Regions from separate parts of the Homo sapiens genome. Here all the other regions are linked to region 1. The links are chromatin loops, found by intact Hi-C in ENCODE. Cell type or tissue: ovary. All regions are shown on one strand.

Region 1 (5,000 bases):
GTCCAGCTATAAGTTCATTTAAGTAGCAGACCTGATAAATATTTGAGGTCAAAACCCTACCATGTTTTTTTTAAAACTTACCATGTTAATCAAAGTATTCATTTGCTTGAAAAGAAAAAAAAGTTGGGTAAAGAATCTAAATGGACATTTCTCAAAAGACTATATACAATGTGCCATGAGGACATGAAAAAATGGTCAACATCACTAGTCATTAGTGATGCAGATCACTAGAAAATGCAAATCAAAACTAGAATGAGGCTGGGCACAGTGGCTCATGCCTGTAATCCGAGCACTTTGGGAGGCTGAGGCAGGTGGATCACCTTAGGTCAGGAGTTCAACACCAGCCTGGCCAACATGGTGAAACCCCGTGTCTCCCAAAAATACAAAAATTAGCCGGACGTGGTGGTGGGTGCCTGTAATCCTAGCTATTCAGGAGGCTGAAGCAGGAGAATCACTTGAACCCGGGAGGCAGAGGTTGCAGTGAGCTGAGATTGTGCCACTGCACTCCAGCCTGGGCGACAGAGTGAGGCTCTGTCTCAAAAAAGAAAAAAAAAAACTTGAATAAGATAAAATTCACACGTGTTAGGATGACTATAATAAAATTAAAATGGAAAATAACAAGTGTCTGTTTGGAGAGGATGTGGAGAAATCAGAACCCTCATACATTGCTAGTAAGATGTTCAATGGTTATAGCCATTTGGGAAAACAGTCTGGCAGTTCCTCCAAAGGTTAAACATAGAGTAACCATGTGACCTAGCAATTTCACTCCTAGCTATACAGCCAAGAGAACTGAAAGCATATGCCCACACCAGATCATGTGCACGAATGTTCATAGCAGATTTATTCATAATAGCCAAAAAGCAGAAACAACTCAAATGTCCATCAATAGATGAATAAACAAAATGTGGCATATCCAGGCAACGGAACATTATTCAGCCCCCAAAAGCAATGAAACACTGGTCCATGCTGCAGTGTTGGTGAACCTTGGAAACATTATGCCAAGCCAAAGAAGCCAGATACAAAAGGCCACAAAATTATATGAGTCCATTTCTATGACAGATTGGAACAGGCAAATCCATAGAAAGGAAGACGAATGGTTGCCAGGACTTAGGGGGAGAGGAGAATGAGGAGTTAGTGCTTAGTTGATACAGGGTTCCTGGTGGGGATGATGAAAACGTTCTGGAATGAGATCGTGGTGATGGTGACATAACTCTATGAATATTTTTTAAAGTATTGCATTGTACACTTTAAAATTTTTTTTGTAAAGGCAGTTTGCCAGGTCTCGAACTCCTGGACTCAAGTGACCCACCCATCATGGCCTCTCAAAGTGCTGGGATTACAGGCATGAGGCACCATGCCTGGCATGTATACTTTAAATGGGGAAACTGGGTGAAGGGTACATGGGACCTCCCTGCACTGTCTTTAGAACTTCCTGTGAATCTATCACAACTCAAAATAAAGACAAACCAACAAAAGAAGGTGTCAGGTGGACTGGGCTCATTCAGGTGTTGGCAGAATTCAGTTCCTTGGAGCTATAGGCCCTAGTTTCACCTTCCCGCCATCAATGATGCCAAGAGCTCTTCCCATCATCTCTGCATCTTTCTGACTTCGGCTTCTGGCCTTGGCCAGTGAAGCTCTGCTTGTATGAGCTCCTCTCCCTATGTTAAGGTCAACTGATGAGTAGCCCAAATCACATCGGCAAAGTCCCTTTGGCCATGTAATGTAACATACTCACGGGCGTGACACGGGGATGAAGGTCATGGGGGCCGAAATTCTGCCTACCAGAAGTGGATTATTTCAAAGCTATTTGGGATGGAGAATCCCCAGGATCAGTGAGGAGGTGGATGTTGGGGAGGAGGAAGAGGAGATATCAAGGAGCTCTCCCAAGTCTGGGCCAACCAGGTGGGTGAAGGTGCCAGTCTCCGAGATGAGGAACGGGTGTGGGAAGCAGAAGCGCTCCATTGTGACATGTGGAGTTTGAGGGGCCTATGTCTTCCTGGGGGTTGTCCCCTAAGGGAAAGGTCTGGACAGGCATAAGAGGGACTGAGGTCACCCAGGACGAGGGTGGCGGGTGAAAAGGAGCTGCCGGGGCAGCGGGCCGCCGCGAGCCCCTCCTGGGATCTTCCGCCCCAAGCCCAGCCTGCGATTCCCTCCCTGGACCCCTTCTCCTTCCTCTCCGAAGCCCTCCCTGGAAGGAGCCCCGCATGCTGACCGCAGCTGCCGCTAGGGGGCAGAGCCGTCTACACCAAAAGCCACACCGCTCCAGCGTGCGCGTGCGGGGAGGTGCGCGAGCGCGTGTGCACGCACGGCGGGGGCTCGCTTGACGCTGAGTCCGGCGAACTAAGCTCGCCACCCCCACCCCATCCCCCTGCTGCTGGGAGCCCCAGGCAGTCCCCGGCCAAGGCGCTCCAAAAGGTCCCCTCTGTTGAGGACTGGGAAGCAGACCCCGCCCCAGTGCCCCCCAAAGCGCCCGCCCTCCCCTGGTGTGGCTGGAGAGGGGTCTGATCCGGCGGGGCTGAGCTCGGAGCTGGGTCTCCTCCGGGCCCGGGGTTGCGGCGGGGGGCGGTCACTCCCCCTCCCTGCCTCAGCCCCGCACCCTCCACGCCGTGTCTCCAGCATCGAAATTCACAGCAAAATACACAACTAGTGAAGAACTGGGCTCGGGTCCCAGAAATAGGCTGCCCTTTCCAGAGGGTGACGGGAATATCCTCCCTGCTTCCCGTTGCCATGGTTTCCGCTCAGCCACCAGGCAGCCTGTTGCGCGGCAGCCATTTGCCGCGACGGGATGCTGCTGCCGCTGGTGTGCAGCAGGCCGCCACGCGAGGAAGGGGACAGACTGCCCTGGAGACCCGCCCACCACGGAGAAAAGGCCACGGATCTAAAGACACCGGAGGGCGGCTACGCGGGCCAGATGGACAAATGCTAGAGTCAGCACCTGTCTGTGGGGGCGCCCTTGGCCTGGGCGCTGGACCTAGGCCATCAGGACTGGAGAGCCTTCTTCTCTTCTGGCCAGAGAAAGAGCAAAGGGTGGCTTCCTGACAGGTCCGGAGCTGGCACAGCACAACAGAGCCTAGAAAATCACTAGCAGGGCTGAGCTCGGGGTTCCACCGCTGCAGCCTTCCTGTTGGACCCAGTCTGCTCAAGGACTCCCTCACAGCCCAGTGCTTTCTGTTCACCCCGGGGCGCTCCCAGCCCAGCCTCCTAGCCTCAGTGAGTGGGAAATGTCTGTACTGCCCACTTGTCCTCAAACGCATGTCCTTGCTCGGCTGCTCCCTGCTCTGCCCCATCTGGAGGGGACAGGGTGAGGAGGCGCCCTGGAGGCCTGGCCCCAGCTTGGGCAACACAGCCTAGCGGGGTGATCACACCTGGGTCTGCAGCCCCTCCAGCACTTCCTGGGGCTGTGCCGGCCATTCCAGACCATTCCTGTTGGTGGAACTCATGACAGGGCTTGTTTACGCCAGTCACTGTGTTCTGACACCTCCCCCACCCCGATCATTAACTTTTCTGGTCCTTTTCAGTTATTAAAATTCAGCCCAGACTCACATCCCATGGGCCTCCCCTCCCCATCCTTGGGGCTGGAATGGACTGGAATGGAGAGGAGGTGACCTGACCTCCCTTCCCTCCCTTCCCACCCCCCACCCCCCCGGGCCGGGGCAGGCAGAACTTGTGCCAGGGTGAGGGGGTGAGAGGGGCCCCATCTTTGCCTGGGCTTTTTGATGCCTGCCAATGGGGTCGCCCTTTTCTGAGGGCAGGCTCAGCCCCTTCCTTGCTGAGGCTAAAGACCCTCTGGGATTGGGAAGCGCTGTCCTCTCTGGGCCCCACCAGCGTCTACCGGACCCCCTCAGACCTCTGGCCCCCACACCTTGTGCCCCCAGGGCAGAAGGCAGCTGGGGTAAGAGTGCCTTCAGTCCTGCCAGGCTCAGCAAATGTCCTGCCTTCAGAAACCTCAGCAGGCAGACAGGCAGGTGCCTCCTCAGGAATACAGCGTGCCCCCCATCCCCAGGGGGACGTACCCAGCTCTCCCCACAGCCTCCGGGGACTGCGGGCTGTGTCCACAGCTCTGGCAGGGCCTTATTTTCTCCCAGCTTTTTGGCATTTTATGGATTAAAAACACAGCATTCCCCTAAGGGCAGCCTGCTTCCGTCCGGGCTTCTGTGGGAGTGAGTAAGGCTGGTCTCCTGAGGGAAGTGTGTGATTCTTGCCGGGGCCAGAGGCCAAGACGAGCCAGGAGGGCACTTACCCCTTTGGGGCATCTTGCCCTTGTCCTTTCTGTTTTCTCTACTCAGGCCTCTCCCCTGAGCTGAGGAAACCAAGAGAATTCTTGTCCTTTTGGATAAAGACCTTTTCCTAAGATCGTTTTCTCCTAGAAATAAGCATACTTTATTAAGATATTTTGGACTGGCCGTGCACAGTGGCTCATGCCTGTAATCCCAGCACTTTGGGAGGCCAAGGCGGCGGGGATCACGAGGTCAGGAGTTTGAAAGCAGCCTGGCCAACATGGTGAAACCCCGTCTCTACTAAAAATACAAAAAATTAGCCGGGCGTGGTTGCACACGCCTGTAATCCTAGCTACTCTAGGAGGCTGAGGCAGGAGAATTGCTTGAACCCGGGAGGCGGAGGTTGCAGTGAGCTGAGATCACACCACTGCACTCCAGCCTGGGGGACAGAGTGAGACTTCGTCTAAGGAAAAAAAAAAAAAAAAAAGATATTTTGGACTGATTTTGTGTGTCCTGATGCAGTTTTTCTTTGTGCATTAAACATAGTGAAACACACAGTGCAGCCAAGTGTGGGGCCACACTGCCTCGCTTCCCTCTTCCCCTCACAGAGCCGGGCACGACAGCTGCGGGCACAGGGAGCAATCGCCTGGAGCCAGAGGGGGCAACGCCAGCCCAAGGGCAAATGGGCAACCCTGTGCAAAAGGCTCTGGCAACCAGATCATCTACTTTAGAAGAAAGGAGAAGAAAAAGAGCCCCCAGGAGAGGAAGTAGCCCCTAACCCGA
Region 2 (5,000 bases), 70 kb before region 1:
AACTCCAGGGTCTGCCTGGGTCTCCCTAGCTTTGTGCCCTGGAGCTGATGCGCCCGTGACACCCGGCCTCGCCGCCGCACACGCCCTCACGGTGCAGCTGCTGCTGGGGCTGATGCCTTGGCTCTGCTCCCGAGCATCTCTTGCCTTCCCTCCTCCTTGCCCAGCCCCCGAGGAGGCTGTGGAGGGCCATTTATCCACAAGAGCTCTGGCCTCTCCCAGATCAAAGGAAGCAGATGGGCCTCAGCTGTCTGCTCTTCCCCTGTCTGCCAGGCCTTGTTAAATATTTAAAATGTCAAGGCCCCTGGGAACCTGCCCGATTCTGCCATGGAGCTCAGGAGCTCTTGCGTGCCTGTGGAGGCAGGGGCACGGAGAAGGGCAGGTGCACAGGTGGGTGGCTTGGCCTCTGACGGGCTTCCAAGCACCTGGGTCCCCAAGGCCACAGTGCAGGGAGCCGGCCAGGCCTGGATCTGCTGCCCACAGAATGAGCAGCAGAGGACCGGCCCCTCCCCTCTTCAACCCTCAAGGTCCTCGGGCTGGAGCTGTCGGGCTTGAGCTGTCTGGGTGCCAGGAGCGGGTGACTCGCTCCCCGCATCCCCTAGCCCGGCCGTGCACCCGGACCCTGGTGCTCAGACCTGCCTGCCCCTCAGTCCTCCTCAGACACAAGGGCCTGAGCCACGGGGGCAGCTGGCTTTGTTGTGCCCCAAGCCCCATGCCAATCCCCTGACAAGGTGGGCAGACGTGGGGCTGCCCAGGAGGCAGGCACTCCCCCGTGGGGCAGGTGCTTTATGGCGCATAGTGCATTGCGGGAAGGGGACTTTATCTTCTGGCGGTACACTCATCAATCCACTGCCCTCCCTGTCTTGGGAGCACTCCAAGAGGATTCCAGAACCCATCCTGGAAACCGCGCTGCTGTTGTCAGGAAACCTGGGTCTCAGGCTGAACTCAGAGGTGGGTTCGCCCGGGAACCTGGCCCCGCCCAGTGCCCCTCTGGGCTCCACAGGCAGTTCTGGAAAGGAGGGGGCGGATTCGCTGGGAGCCGACACGAGATGCTCCTAATCCAATTCTGATGGCATCTGGCCTCTGCTCCGGGCAGGCCGCCCATCTGTGTCCATGCCAACCGGCCAGCCCCTGCCCCCATGCCCTGGACCTGGACTGCCCTCGGGCCTGCTGGGGAAGCATGTGCTCAGAGCCAGAGGGGCCGCAGCTGTGTTCCTCCTCCCCGTCAATGGGTGCTGCAGTGGGGCAGCCGTCGGGACCCCGAGCCCACAGGAAGGCTAAGGAGAAACGAGCAAGGCTACAGCTGCAAGGGCAGGTCAAGGCCAAGGGAGAGGCTGGCGAGGGCGAGGGAGCTCCTGGGGAATGGGCCAGGGGTCCCGGCTGCTCTCAGGGACAAACTGGGCATGTGAGGAGGGGCAGGCAGGAGAGAGACTCGCATGGAGGCTCCAGGCTAAGGGCAGTGGAGACCCCAGGTGTCTGGGGAGCCCTCCCCTGCTCCTCTCCCTCCGCAGAAGCCCCACGGTTAGCACGTGCTTCTTCTTAAGTCACTTGGGGGGTCTTGTACTCCCTAGTACTGTCCCCACCTGGCTTAGCTCCTGTAATTCCAGGAGACAGTCCCAGTCCAGAGCGAGGTGCACACCCCTCAGTTGGGTCCCTGGTCCCCAGCCCCCTCCCCACCACCCAGGAGCTGAGGTCGTGCGTTAACCCCAGGCTCCCGATTGGGGCAGGCTCGGGCCTCAGCAAGAGGCCTTTGGCTCCTGAAGAAACCTGAGCCAGGGGCAGAGAGGCACGGACAGCTGCGGCTCTTCTGGGTGGGGAGGACGCCATGTGGCCGTCGCCTAGCTGGGGTGAATGAGCCACGGTTGTGCGGGCGGCAGCTTCTGTTCCACTGCGGCCAGGGCTACCCCTGCCCCTCCTCAGAAGCCCCAAGGTTAGCATGCGCCTGTTCTCCAGTCATCTGGAGGGTCTTGTGTGCCTTCCCAGACCCACTGTGAGTGCCCCATGGGCTGGGGCTGGGCTCTCTGGTCATCCCGTCCCTGCAGCAGATGGCAGGCGTGAGCCCAGCTGCCCAGGGCTGGGAGCTGCAAGCTGCTGTCTGTCCACCAGGTGTCAGTGTGGGTCTGGTCACGGCCGCGACAGCACTGGGCGCCGGGTGAGCGCCCGGGAGGGCTCCTCGGGATCAGCCGGGGCTGAGAATCCTGGGGCCAAGGGTGGGGCCAGAGGAGGGTGTCATCCCACATGCCTGCCCCGGTAGAAGGTGGCTGAGTGGGTGTCCAGGCCCGGATGCCAGTCACGCACGTAAGCTTCCAGTACCTTCAGGCCAAGGAAGACTGAGAAGTAAGCGTCCTCAAGGATGACAAGTGACAGAATTGGATAGGGACAGGTGGCTCTGATTGTGAAGGCAAAGCCAATTTGGGGGCTTCTGAGTGGCTTTGGGTGTCATTCAAGTCGCCATGTAGACAAGCTGTGAGCCCTGGCTGAGGGATCAAAGTTGGTGCTGGAGTTGCATTAGAACCAAGGCTGCTGGGTCCTGAGGGCCCTGTGCTCACCGGGTCCTGTCGGGCAGCGTAGGTTCTGTCCTGACCTGGGCCACAGGCCAGAGCTCTGACTCATGGTTACAGGGCCCTCTCCACCTCCGGCCTCAGTGGCCTTGTCTGCACCCTGCAGAGAGCAGCTGATGAGCAGCCCAGGGTGGGCAGTGTCTCCCCGACCCCTGCGAGGCCATGCAGCCCAGAAAAGGCTTGAAGACTTCCCAGTCCCCTCCCTCAGCACCGTGACTCCGGTTTGGCTTCTCCCCGCCTGTTCCCCACCAGGAACCCACTCCCATTCCCGTGCCTCTCTCTCTCCTCGCGTGACACCGTTCTTCTTCTTTGGGTCTCTGGACCCAAGAACTTGCATCTCCCATTAGCTCTCATGCTCCCTCCCCACTGCTTCTTCCCCGAGAAACTTCTGGAAAGTAAGCCTCCGCTCCCTGTTGCCAGCAGCCACAGGCACCCTGGAGACTGCTGATTCCTCGGCACTGGCCGTGCTCATGCCCCAATCCCTCGGGCCCTGCCCACCCTCTTTGCAGGCTGTCCCTGCCCCCACAGGTTGGGCTGTGTGACACTGCCAGTCTTTGGGACCGGCTGGCCCCATCTTACAGAGCTGGGGAGGGGGGTGTTGGTGACAAGCCTGCTCAGGGAATTCATAGGCTGGGAGCTAGAGAGGTGTTTCCTGACAGGCACAGAGCCCTGGCCTAGTCTTTGGCATCTGGTGCCATCCCAGCCTCCCCTGATTGGTGGCCCTCCCCATGTCTCCACTAAAGTCCCCTGGACACTCGCTCTCCTCCCCAGGGGACCATTGGCTATACTCTTCTGTCCTGTCTCCTAGCAACCCTTGTTGACCTGGACATACCCTGCTGGGTCCCCTCTGTGCCCCCTTGTTGGGTCCTGTCCCCTGCCTTCCAGTGCCCCCTCAGCGGTAGTGTGGAGGTGGCCAGGAAAGCACAGGGACCTGGGACCCGCTGGAGTCCAGGAGCCTCCTGGCCTGTTTTGTCATCTGTGTGTCAGGAGGAGGATGGCTAGGGACTCCCCATGACAGCAGCCAGAGAGCCGCATGCTCACTCCCACGTGCACACCCCCAGCAGTCTGCAGAAAGGCTCCTGTCTAGAGGGAGAGCCAGGCGCTGGCCAGACGGCCCCAGAGGGCTGCTGCCACCCCAGGAGCAGTCAGTCAGGGCCACATAGGAGGCCTGGGACACACAAGGCCGACCCGTCCCATCCCATCCTCCCCTTCTGTGCTTCCGGGGCACCATGCAGGCCTGGCGGACAACACCAATGACCTGGAGAAGCGCAGGCAGATCTACGGGCAGAACTTCATCCCCCCAAAGCAACCCAAGACCTTCCTGCAGCTGGTGTGGGAGGCCCTGCAGGACGTGACCCTCATCATCCTGGAGGTGGCTGCCATCGTCTCTCTGGGCCTCTCGTTCTATGCGCCGCCAGGAGAGGAGAGTGAAGGTAAGGCCCGGGGGCCTGGGCTGGAAGGAGGAAGAGGAATGGGGCTTGAGATGAGGGACGGTCACAGGATGGTGATGTCTCCTCCACTGCTTCCCTTCTGTCCTCCGCACAGCCTGTGGGAATGTGTCGGGAGGCGCAGAAGATGAGGGCGAGGCCGAAGCTGGCTGGATCGAGGGGGCTGCCATCCTGCTGTCCGTCATCTGTGTGGTGCTGGTCACGGCCTTCAATGACTGGAGCAAGGAGAAGCAGTTCCGAGGCCTGCAGAGCCGAATTGAGCAGGAGCAGAAGTTCACGGTCATCCGGAACGGGCAGCTCCTCCAGGTCCCCGTGGCTGCGCTGGTGGTGGGGGACATTGCCCAGGTCAAGTACGGTGAGTGCCCTGGTCTTCACCCACCCTGTCAAGGAAGCTCGGCTCCTGCTTCTGGGGAGGGTGAGCCAGAGGAGACCCCCAGCACAGGTTCTCCCCGGTGGCCTGCGTGTCGTCACCTGCCTTAGGAGGCGGGAGGTGGCGGGGGTGGGGGAGGTGGGGGAACACGGGGCAGGGCAGAGTGGTTTCAGACACAGCAGGCCCCCGAAGAATCAACTGTCCCCACAGCCTCCACGGCGGGCTTTCCCCCCTACAAAGGATGCAAATGTCCTCGTTCCCCAGAAGGAGGAGGGCTCCTGAGTCCCTTTCCCAGGCGGCCCATGGCACCTGACGGGACCTCCCCTGGGGCAGCCGGGAGGAGGCGGTGGGGAGAAAGGCCTCTGCTTCCCGGTGCTCTAGGCGACCTGCTGCCAGCCGACGGCGTGCTCATCCAGGCCAATGACCTCAAGATCGACGAGAGCTCCCTGACGGGCGAGTCTGACCACGTGCGCAAGTCAGCTGACAAAGATCCCATGCTGCTCTCAGGTGAGGGCCACCCTCCGGGCCAGCCTGGCACCAAGGGGCGTCAGCAGCCGTGTGGCCCAGCATCCTGTCCAGGCTGCCTGCTGGGCTCAGCCTCCACCTCCACCAGGGCCTTCCAGC
Region 3 (5,000 bases), 58 kb after region 1:
ACCTCCCTCAACCAGACGGGATTCTTTGTTATTTCTGAAACATTCCATACTTCTTATCTTGCCCACCTGGTGTTGGGGCTAGTGATAGGGATCCGTGGATGAAGCTGGGGTGGGGTGGAGAACATGGTTGCCACATGCCCAGACAGTGCCTGGCAGGAAGAAACATGTGGCTTATAGTGCCAACTCAGCCACCGCCTGGCCAGGGGGCCCGACTTGGTCACTTCGTCTCTTCAACAGACCTGTTGCTCTCCCGGGTTCCCTGGCAGCATCCTCAACTCCCTCACAACCCCCCCACCACCCCCATTGAGTCGATGACCAAGCTCCATCTTTCCAGTAGTCCCACATCTCTTGCCTTGTTCTCCACATGGTTCAGGCTTGTCTCCCAGCCACCAGCCCTGCCCTGCCCCACTTCCAGGCCATCGCTCACACCGAACTCCAAAGGGATCTTTGTAGGGCCCAGCTCCCATGCCCCATTTCCACCACTGTGCAAAGACCTCCCTGGTTCCCACTTAACAGGACATAAAATTGAGGCACAGAGGAGCTTAAAGGCAACACAAGCCAGGTGGCATGGTGGCTCACACCTGTAGTCCTAGCTACTCGGGAGGTTGGGGATGACTTGAGCCCAGGAGTTCTGGGCTGTAGTGTGCTATGTCCATCAGGTGTCCGTACTAAGTTCAGCATCAATATTCTGGGAGCAGAGGACCACTAGGTTGCCTGCGGAGGGGTGAAACAGCCCAGGTCGGAAACGGAGTAGGTCAAAACTCGTGTGCTGATCAGTAGTAGGATCACACTTGTGAAGTGAATAGCCACTGCACTCCAGCCTGGGCAACACAGTGAGACCTCATCTCGTAAAAAAAAAAAAAAAAATGGCAACACAAACCATCTGCAAGACCCCAACTCAAATCCAGCGTGGGTTCCCCCAGCCCAGGGTTCTCTTTCCTTCAGACACACAGAGTTTGCATTCACAAAGAGAAGTGGGGAAAGAATGCCGCCTTGTTTTCTTCAATTCCCCACACAATCATGTCCCAAGCAAGACCTCGCTTGCATGGATGCAAGCAAGAGGATGCAGTGGCAGAGTGTGGGTTCAAATCCTCACTGTGCCACAAGCTGTATGGCTTTGGCTCACTTAGCCTCTGTATGCCTCAGTTTCTCCATATGTGAAGTGGGGATGATGATCATGATAGCAGCTATCTCACAGGTGAGGTTCAAGTTAATACATGGAAAGCTCTTCAATAAAGAGTCGTTACTAGCATGCTTTTTTTTTTTTTTTTTTTTTGTAAAGGTGGGTTCTCGCCATCTTACCCAGGCTAGTCTCGAACTCCTGGGCTCGAGGGATCAGTGTTCTTTTTATTAAAAGGAATAAGCCTTCCAGAAATACCAGATACAATGCTAGATACATATTTGCAAAGAGAAGGGTGAAAAGTAAGTCTACTTTCATGCCCGTCAGGCACCTCGAACTCACCACATCCAGAATCAATCTCATTACTCCTCCCCCAAAGTAATGCCCGTTGAACTCTTCTTGATGAATGTTCTGCTGCCAGAAACATGATCTACCTGGATCCCCCCGCTTCATTCCCCACCTGCAACCCATCACCAAGACCTGTCCACATGACTCCCAAAGAGCTCCTAGGACCACCTCCGTGTCTCCCTGTCCCTAGGGTGGACCCACAGGTTGAGCTTCCCTTGAAACTCCGCTACCCACAGGTTTGCTTCAAGATAGAGCACGTGACCCACCCTGTGTGGCCCAGAACAGCAGAGACAGCTTCCTTTTGTGATGCCCACCAGGGTTCCCCTGACCCTCAATTCTGGTCTGGTTCCAGACACCCCAATTCCTAGCAGCCGGCCCCGGCTCAGCACCTAACCCACACTGGGCAAGGATGCTCTCTGGCTACAAACCCCTTCGATGGCTCCCCACTGCTCCTAGACTACAGCTCCAGCTCCTTCCCCTGCCAGGCTTGGTCTGGCCCGTTCCTCTTGCTGCCAGCCTCAGCACCAGCCCTGAGCCTGAGAAGCCCTCACAGTGTCCAGCACAGCTCCCTTGCCATCACTTCACACACACACACCACCTTTTGCCTTTGGCTAAACCAGTCCTTTCTCTCTCCCAGGCTGCCATCCCACTGCCTAGGTGACCCAAACTGCCTTCCTCATATGCGGTCTCGGAGGGATGAAGGAGGGGTGCCGCCTCTGCTTGACCTGGGGGTTCCCCCTCTCGCCCCTATCACAGATGGGCAGGACCTCTCCCCCAAGGTTGGACTTCCCCAAGGCAGGATTTGCAGGGTGTGGGGTAGGGGCAGTCGCGGAGAGGAATGGATTTGAGAGGCTGCCCAGGGTGCTGAAGGAACTAGGGAGGCTAATGGACGTCTAAAGATGGGGCCGTGGCTCCCCCTGCTGACGGGAGGCCATATTGCACCCTGTGTCAAGGCAGCCCAGAGCTGGCTTAAGCTCCAAGCCGAAGCGATCTGGCCACGTGCCTGGACTGGAAGAGCTGGCTGTTCTGAGCGAGTGCCGGTTTCTTCTGTAAGGCTGGCTCTGGCACTCCTGCTCATTGCTCCCAGACCCACAAAGATCATTTTTATCATCCCCGTAAAACCACCCCTCCAATAGAGGGCGTCCTCCTGGAGGGCAGGCGCCTCTTCTGATAGGCCCAGGTCAGTGCCCAGCACCTGGCCCAGAGTAGAGGCTCAGTCAACATCTGACCAAAACAACAGCAAGTAGGTATCGTGGGAGTCCAGTGTGAACAACAGAGAAGATGGGAAGGGGGGCCCACAGCAGGGGTGCCCACAGGCAACAAGGCCCCACGTAGGGGTGAGGGCAGGTGGGACAGGTCTTGGAGGCGAGGAAGCCGTGGTACTGGCTGACTGAGGTCCCCTGTGGGGCCCAAAGCCTGGAGCGAAGGATGGCCTGGGAGCGGCTGTGGGGATGGAGGAGGAGGCTGCCCACCCACCTCCAGCCTGCTCTCCCTGGTGGAAGCCAGGTCCCCTGGCTCCAACCCTGAACCCCACTCCAGCCTTCACCCACAAGACCCAGGCCAGCCTTGGTTTGAGCCTCACCGCCTCCCTTTGGGGCCCAAAGTTCAACAAGGAGAGTGATCTTCTCTACCATTCTCGCCAGTCAAGCCATGGGTCATCAGGCTTACACTCTGAGGGCTGGCAGGGAGCAAGGGTCTCAGAGTGGAGGGAGGGGTGGCCAGCTTGCCTGGAACTCTCGCTGGGGCCAAGAAGTGGCTCTAGGGGTCTTCCCCTGATGGGCCCAAGAGAAAGGCCTAGAGGGGCCAGCAGAGCTTTGGGACCCAGCAAGGCAGGGCTCTGGAGCCCTGGCCCCTCCAAAATGGAGGTTGGTGGGGCTGGGGCCACTCAGACCAGAGGACAGGCCACGGCTCTCCACTTCAGAAGCCACCGCCAAGCTGCCACTGCTCCCAGAGCCCCAGCTGCCAGCCCAGGTCTACCCCAGCCTGGAGCCTGAGGGTTCCAAAGCCCCCGCACAGCAGAGGGGAAGAGGGCCCTGTGTCGCCCTCTCCTGGACAAGGAGCTCCTCTCACCCCCTGACCCTGGGGTCCCCTACTCTTCTGCTCGACAAGATGGCCTCTGGCCATCAAGAAAGGGAAGGGAGGGAGGGATGGAAGGTGACAGTCCTGGGCTCTGGTCGCCCTCCATGCACCTGTGAGCCCTTCCCAGTCCCAGGCACCTGGCTGAGGCACCCCAGGCCCGGCCCTGCATGGCAGGGGCACTGGAGCACATCCCTGGGGGTCTGGAGCCAGCACTCAGCCTCCTGACTGCGCCCCCTGCTGGCAGCCCAGCAGGCGTGCGCTGCCTCCACTTTGTCCCAGGACCCCAAGGCTGGGCAGTTACACCTCTGGGGTGGCAGAGCTGCCCGGCCACGCTGCCACTTGTTGGTGCTTTGGGGGGAGGGGACAGGAAGTTTTTGGACAGTTGGAAACTTGTCTGGGGAAGCAGAGGTTCAGGTGGCAGTGGGCGAAGCCGTGTGGCAGGCTCTCATTGGTTTCCTTCCCACAAGTGACCAGGTCCCCTCCACACTCGCCGCACCCCCAGGTCACCACTGGCCCATTGCTGTATCTTTCTTTATTGGTTTGGGGAAAACTGGAGGGGGCTGGAAGGCCATGACCATGACACAAGCAGGACCACCCACACTCAGCGAAGCACACAACAGCCGTGCAGGAAAGACAGCCCCTGAGGCCCGCCTGCCAGCACCCCCTCGGCTTTTGGCGGGGCGGGGGGGGCAGGGGCGGGAGAGGCAACAGGGGAGGGGAGCCACTGCCCCCAGGCAGGGCAGAGCCTGGGGACAGACTTGGGGGTGCCCCATTCCAACCCCAGCGCCATGCGCCACACCCTCAAATCTCAAAATCCAGCAGAGGCCAGCCCCAGGGGGAGGGGTTGGGGGAGGGGACCGAAAGCATCCAAGGGAAGGAAATCTGGGGGTCAGTCCACTTGGCCTCGGCATCTGCCTGAGAGGGAGAAGCAGAGGGAAAGGGGGTAGTCAGGAGCCGGCCTGCCAGCCCTGTGCCCCCACCCCCCGCCTCGGTCAAATCCCGGACTTCTTAGAGGCCCTCTCCCCCTGCACCCCCTTGCCCAATGTCAAGCACCCACTGGCCCTCCCTGTCCTTCCACCTCTCCTGGGGCCCTGGCTCCTCCCTCTGCTCTCTGCCTTCAGTCCTCTGGCCTGTGGGGGCCACCCCACTTAGCTCTTGGCCACATGGAGCGCCACCACCCTCTAAGCTCTCCAAGGAGCCAGCTCCTGGGCGTGCAGGGTCCACCCAAACACACCTGGGCATCACCACTTGGGGGGCTGGCCAGCACGGAGGCCTGAGTGGCTGTGGCGGGCCATGCCCTGCTCAGAGGCCCCCTCGCCCTCTGGGATCTGCCCCAGCTTCCGGATGTGGCGCAGGAACGAGGTGGCATTGAAGGCTCGCTGCCAGAAGAGAGGGAGATCAGGCCAGGCCTGGGCCCAGGCCCCAGCCCCTAGACTGTGAGGACTGCAGTGGT

The links. A loop is a pair of places that touch in the nucleus more often than their neighbours do. Peaks named below come from ENCODE experiments on the same cell type or tissue, not always from the same donor. Only the 100,000 strongest peaks of a DNase experiment are listed, where the experiment ranks them.
Region 2: a loop joins it to region 1, with 4 times the contacts of the local background. A loop is called at or near these places in 14 of 110 quality-filtered maps.
Region 3: a loop joins it to region 1, with 3 times the contacts of the local background. A loop is called at or near these places in 63 of 110 quality-filtered maps.

What each region holds. Positions count from the first base shown.
Region 1 is chrX:153,607,786-153,612,785 of GRCh38, forward strand. It overlaps the pseudogene MRFAP1P1. Among named protein-coding and RNA genes, the nearest start is that of CCNQ, 11 kb to the left of the region's middle. RefSeq lists a silencer at 2,194-2,303. In ovary, a CTCF peak has its summit at 2,262 (motif pointing right); DNase peaks (open chromatin) are centred at 2,236 and 2,726; H3K4me3 peaks cover 771 bases; H3K27ac peaks cover 764 bases.
Region 2 is chrX:153,537,566-153,542,565 of GRCh38, forward strand. ATP2B3 (ATPase plasma membrane Ca2+ transporting 3) reads left to right here. Exons shown (of 22, transcript NM_001001344.3): 4 at 3,794-3,991; 5 at 4,104-4,361; 6 at 4,758-4,883. Among named protein-coding and RNA genes, the nearest start is that of ATP2B3, 22 kb to the left of the region's middle. In ovary, a CTCF peak has its summit at 2,102 (motif pointing right); a DNase peak (open chromatin) is centred at 2,096.
Region 3 is chrX:153,665,669-153,670,668 of GRCh38, forward strand. It overlaps PNCK (pregnancy up-regulated nonubiquitous CaM kinase), which reads right to left. Exons shown (of 12, transcript NM_001366977.1): 11 at 4,782-4,926; 12 at 4,065-4,462. The coding sequence ends at 4,789. It also overlaps the pseudogene RN7SL687P. Among named protein-coding and RNA genes, the nearest start is that of PNCK, 5.6 kb to the right of the region's middle. RefSeq lists enhancers at 1,610-2,111, 2,112-2,611 and a silencer at 3,821-3,870. In ovary, CTCF peaks have their summits at 2,404 (motif pointing left) and 3,780 (motif pointing left); a DNase peak (open chromatin) is centred at 2,423.